Regions from separate parts of the Homo sapiens genome. Here region 1 is linked to region 2. Evidence: chromatin loops called from intact Hi-C (ENCODE). Cell type or tissue: breast epithelium. All regions are shown on one strand. Links, peaks and the distances in the headings refer to the core of each region. The heading gives the core; the rest is flanking DNA. Region 1 overlaps LINC01619 (long intergenic non-protein coding RNA 1619). Region 2 overlaps LOC105369901 (a long non-coding RNA gene).

Evidence for each region. A loop is a pair of places that touch in the nucleus more often than their neighbours do. Peaks named below come from ENCODE experiments on the same cell type or tissue, not always from the same donor. Only the 100,000 strongest peaks of a DNase experiment are listed, where the experiment ranks them.
Region 1: a loop joins it to region 2, with 9 times the contacts of the local background. A loop is called at or near these places in 2 of 110 quality-filtered maps.

What each region holds. Positions count from the first base shown.
Region 1 is chr12:92,021,077-92,024,000 of GRCh38, forward strand. All of the region lies in intron 1 of LINC01619 (long intergenic non-protein coding RNA 1619), which reads right to left. Among named protein-coding and RNA genes, the nearest start is that of LINC01619, 120 kb to the right of the region's middle. RefSeq lists an enhancer at 488-1,021. In breast epithelium, for the core only: no CTCF peak of the experiment used is centred there; no DNase peak of the experiment used is centred there; H3K27ac peaks cover 298 bases.
Region 2 is chr12:91,926,226-91,929,149 of GRCh38, forward strand. All of the region lies in intron 5 of LOC105369901 (a long non-coding RNA gene), which reads right to left. Among named protein-coding and RNA genes, the nearest start is that of LINC02404, 52 kb to the left of the region's middle. RefSeq lists a silencer at 815-1,015. In breast epithelium, for the core only: no CTCF peak of the experiment used is centred there; no DNase peak of the experiment used is centred there.

The DNA of each region.
Region 1 (2,924 bases), core at 104-2,603, 95 kb after region 2:
ACAGAGTCCTTTTAAGATAAGTACATTTAAAGAAAATCGTTATGCACAACACTAACTTCATTGTAGGTTTTTGGCTCTCTTTCATATGACTATGTCTTTGCAGATGCCTTTAGTACCAGTGGGGAGTCTATACTGGAAATGCATTCTTCGCCACTTGGCAGAGTATTCACAGTAAATGAATATCAGAGCTAGGATTTTGTTGTTAGTTTTTTATCTGTGGCTGGCTAAAAAGACAGACTTTTACCTACAGGTTGGATTATACTAAACAAAAAGAAGGATAAGCAGATTTTCTTTTAAGGCAAGACCAAAGGAAGGAAGGAAGACCAAATCAAATTTTCATTTTGAAACAATGAACAATAGCAGACAAGTTGGTTAGCAGGGACACTACGTTTAAATATTTGTGTGTGTTTGCATGTGGGGGGGTCTGTGTGTCTCAAAATAGGAGCAGAAGGGCAGACTGAACACGTGTTCTTTCCCACCCCAATTACTCTGATATGATCAAATAAATAAATACATTCGTAACGCACTAGAAAACAAGAAAGGGTGGTGTCAACATCAAAGATGTTGAGATATTTATAAAAGATATAGAGCAGATAGGATTGAATTCTTCATAAAAAAAAAGACCAGAAAAAAACACATAGGAGAGAGAGAGTGCAGAGATGAGAGTGCTTATGGGAACTTCAGGCAGCCTTAGGAGGTCAAGGAGCAATTGTCACAGTGATTAACTGGGGCAGTGCATTTAGAGGGACTAGGCTGATCAGCCAGCCCCCCTACCTCCTGACTAAGCTGAGCAAAAGAGAGCAGGAATTGCCCTCAGGCTAAACAGATGAGCATGGGCTCTGAGACCAAAGAGATGGGACAATTCATTGTCACAAGTAGCTAGTGATACCCTTGAGACCAGCTGAAACCTCCTCCTAGCAGAATGCCCTGTCCTGTCCCCACGATCACTGCAGATAAACTCCTGTAATCCGAATCAATTTCTACTAAAATGTGAACAAGTTATTCAAATATGTATGCCAACAAAACTAAGATTCCAAGATAAAGAAAAATGTGGGATATAAGAAAGCATGATAAGAAAAAAATATATATATAGTTAAGTTTAAATCTTTTTTCTTTAATTTCAGCTTTTATTTTAGATATGAGGACGGGAGCTACATGTGTAAGATGTGTACACATAAATGTGTACATTATATGTGTACACATAAATGTGTACATTATATGTGTACACATAAATGTGTACATTATATGTGTACACATAAATGCTGATGAACTCTATAGTCAAAAACTAATTATAGTTGGAGGCATATTTTAAGAATTTAAAAGTAAAACTTCTGGTTAAACTTAATGGATTAAGTCTACATATTTACTTTATTTTATTTTAGAGTGCTACTAAAAACTTAAAAGTAAATTAAACAGGCCAGGCGTGGTGGCTCATGCCTGTAATCCCAGCACTTTAGGAGGCCAAGTCGGGCGGATCAGGAGGTCAGGAGATCAAGACCATCCTGGCTAACACGGTGAAACCCCGTCTCTACTAAAAATACAAAAAATTAGCCGGGCATGGTGGTGGGTGCCTGTAGTCCCAGCTACCCGAGAGACTGAGGCAGGAGCATGGCGTGAACCCGGAAGGTGGAGCTTGCAGCGAGCTGGGATTGCGCCACTGCACTCCAGCCTGGGCTACAGAGCAAGATTCTGTCTCAAAAAAAAAAAAAAAAAAAAAAGGAAATTAAACACGTACACAGGTATGCACACACATACAAAGAGACATTTTAAACCAATAAAAGCTAAAAGAATGGGAAAGGAAATGACAGCAAATGAAGTGTGGTAAAAAGAAAAGAAAAGAAAAAAGAAATGAAAGAATAAAGAAAGCAGCTGTGTAAGTGGTAACTGATTTGCTAAATCTGAAAAGGCTAAATTTTATGCCTGAAGAGAGGCATGCCAACAGGAAGCAAGACAATTTGTGCAAAAGAAACCCAGAATGACTTAGGAATTGGAGGCTCTGAGTATCTCTGAAGGTGAGGGTAAAGGGTAGAACTGAAGAATGAACTCTTAGAAGGAAGTTTGACTACTGTAATCCCAGCACTTTGGGAGGCTGAAGTGGGTGGATCACTTGAACTCAGGAGTTCGAGACCAGCGTGGGCAACATGGCGAACCCCCGTCTCTACCAAAAATACAAAAATTAGCCAGGCGTGGTGGCATGCGCTTGAGGTCCCAGCTACTTGGGGGGCTGAGGTAGGAGGATCACTTGAGCCAGGGAGGCAGAAGTTGCAGTGAGCCAAGATCTCACCACTGACTGTACTCCAGCCTGGGCAACAGAGCCAGATCCTGTCTCAAAAAAAAAAAAAAAAAGAAGAAGAAGAAGGAAGTCTGACTAAATAAAAAACAATCAGACCCCCAAGTGTCCTCCCTTATTCCAATATCTAGGTGATTACCTCTAACTAAGCTGAGAAGACAGAAAAGTAATGATTCTGGAGAAATTAAATCTGAGAAGCTCTGAGCTCCAGGAACAGGAAGCACAGCTAATAGATTAAATGAAATCCTATGGAAAGAACTCCCGCTAGCCGGGCATGGTGGCTCAGGCCTGTAATCTCAACACTTTGGGAGGCTGAGACGGGAAGATGTCTTGAGCCCAGGAGTTAGAGATGAGTCTGGGCAACATAGTGAGACCCCATCTCTACTAAAAATTAAAATTAAAAAAAAAAAAACGGCCAAGTATGATGGTGTGTATCTGTAGTCTCAGCTACTTGGGAGGCTGAGGTGGCAGTATTGCTTGAGCCCAAAAGGTTGAGGCTGCAGTGAGCCATGTTCATACCACTGCATTCCAGCCTAGGCAACAGATCCATGGACACATAAAAAAAAAAATGGCCTCCCAGAACCCTCCAAATTTGACGGTGGGATTATTATTCCTATTTCACCCAAGACAGGAG
Region 2 (2,924 bases), core at 90-2,589:
TGCGGAAACCTGCCAGGCATGGTGGCTTACCTCTGTAATCCAGCACTTTGGGAGGCCAAGGTGGGCGGATCACTTGAGGTCAGGAATTTGAGACCAGCTTGGCCAATATGGTGAAACTCTGTCTCTACTAAAAATACAAAAATTAGCTGAGAGTGGTAGCGGGTGCTTATAATCTCAGCTACTCGGGAGACTGAGGGAGAAGAATCCCTTGAACCCAGGAGGCAAAGGTTGCAGTAAGCCAAGGTCCCACCACTGCACTCCAGTCTGGGTGACAGAGTGAGACTCTGTCTCAAAAAGAAAAAAAAAAAAAAAAAGGATGTAGAAACCAAGGCTCACGGAGAAGAAGTGCCTTACTCAATGCCATATAATAAACCAGAGATGAAACTGGTATTCAATCCCAGGCAAAATTCAGAATCTGCATGTCACTCAATTTTCCTTGATGAGAAAATAATTATGAATAATTGACAATGGTATGGCTTTGTTTATGTAAAAATATTTGCTAATTTCTGTATGGTATAAGTAGGCTATTTAGAATTAGAAATTATGCTACCACTTGTAACACTTCTATTTATTCCGAGCTTGATAGTTGATTTTGCAAAATAAGGAGAACTGGGTTTTTAAGTGTGGCCCACAAATATAAACAATTCTGAATTCACCAAATACACATACACACACACAGACACACATGAGTCTAACTCTAGCACTTAGCAATTCCTCAACTGGGAAGTAGTTAATACCAGGCCTTCTTATAAATCTCTTTATAAATAATGGTTGTGTTTACACAACCTGGAAATACTGAATTTTTCCCTGAATGAGTCATTGTTTTAGAATAGTGTAAACAGAGCCTGTGTTAAGGAAGAGGATGTCTTTGTCTAGTGAAGCTCTGAGCATTTAAACAGCTGCTTCGTTTCCCTACATAGGTGTTTGCATTTCATTGATGGAGTAATTTCCAAATAGCTTTCAATCAATATATAGTAGACAAGTGGTTGAGAATGATCTCTTAAGGGGGAATAAAAAAACAGAAAAAATGCAATTCAACCATTGCATCTTATTTATTTAATTTTTAGCATCTGTTATTAAGTAATCACCACAAAAACCATAGCAGGAATGTGAAATTTTGTGTAATGGTCCATATTTACAGCTGTTCATTTTCATAGAATTGGTAGTATTTGTTTGTGTATTCTTGTTTATTTTCTGTTTCTTGGTTTTTGTGTTTTTCTTAGAGAAGGCACTGTATGTGTCTGCACCATGATTTATACCCAAATTTATACCCAAATTTATACCCATGTAACGCTGTACTCCAGCTTTTCTAGGAAGTATCAAATTTTAAGTATACAAAATATACTTAAATATACTATGTATAATTCAGATATTAGCAAAACGTTAGGAGATTTTAAAATAAAACCTACATGACATTATTATTTTATACAGTCAATATTCACTTAAATTTACACACATATTAACTATATTATTTGTTCTTCATTTTTTCTTGTACCCATTTCAGACCGTTTTCATTCTTCCTGAAATATGTCCTTTAAAATTAATTGCTTTAGTGAGGGGTTGCTGAGGGCAAATTCTCTTATCTTTTTTCCTTTGCTTCCTGAAAAATTTTTTATTTTACACTAACTCATGAAGGATACTGGATGAATACAGAATATTAGTTTGGCAGTTATTTTTTCAGCACATTTCTAATATTATTCCACTGTCTCTGGCATCCTTTGTTGCTACTGATAAGTTAGCTGTCAGTCTAACTGCCACTGATTTGAAGCTATAGTGGACTCTGTTATGTGCTGCTGTTATCCCTTTTAGGGACTGAAATTACCCTCAAATACTGAGAATGCTAGAAATTGGTCTTAATGGAAGAGAGCCACTTCAACCAAATTCATGTCCCATTCCTGGAGGCAGGAATCTGAATACTTTTCTGATTCATAAACCAGGTGATATGAAAGGCCGCCAGCTTTGAGTGGGAGCCAGGGCAAGAAATGACTCTCCCAGCAGCAAGTCTAGGCTGTGATGTAGATGGTTTTGCCATTTGGGCCACTTGACTCAGCAGAACCTAAATAGTTAGAAGTTCAAATCCCAGTAGGAGTATCTCCTTTAGAGTTCTGAAAAAAGGTCATGCCTTCTGTAGCAGAGAATTATACCCTTTTTCAAAAACTGCTTAAGTGTGATAATTGGTACTGGAAAGGCTAAGTGCCTGACCATGATGCACAAAGTGATCTCAAACCCAAAACTTCTCAATAGGAGCTGGGTTCTACCAGACACACCAAATTGGACAGTTCCAGAAGTTATCCAACATGTGCTGGAAGAGAAATATCTGGGATCAAAGCCAGGGCAGGGCCAGAGGTACAAATGTAAGGCACAAGAGGTGAACCCATGTCACTCATGGTGATTCCATTCATGATTCTTCCTACCCCAAGCTGATGAAGGGGGAGGAAAGTCAAGCTTGATTCATAGATGGGCTGTCTCATGACCATGAATGTGGGTCAGTATGTGGGTATAAGCCAAAAATGGACTTTGGCTACACTACATTCCCATTAAGCGATGGACCTTGAAGGTGAGGTCTGTGAGGTGAAATTATTCCAATGGGCAGATCTTCAGGCAATAATATACCTCGTTTTCTTTATGTGGAAAGAGAAGTATCCTGATATAAAATATACATAGGCTCAACCAGTAGCTTATCTGGTTAGTTGGAGACTTGGAAGAAGAAATATTAGAAGATCAGGTATCAGAAAATGTGGAATAGAAGCATGTGGATAGAACTTTGGGCCTGAAAAGAGATCTTTACATTTGCATTATATGTTACCACTACTATAGAGTATCTTCCAAGGAGGAGACACCAAGCAACCAAGTACAGAGAATAACTTGGACAGTTGACATCAGTCAGCCTCTGTCACCTGCTATCCTAGAGCTGGTACAATGTG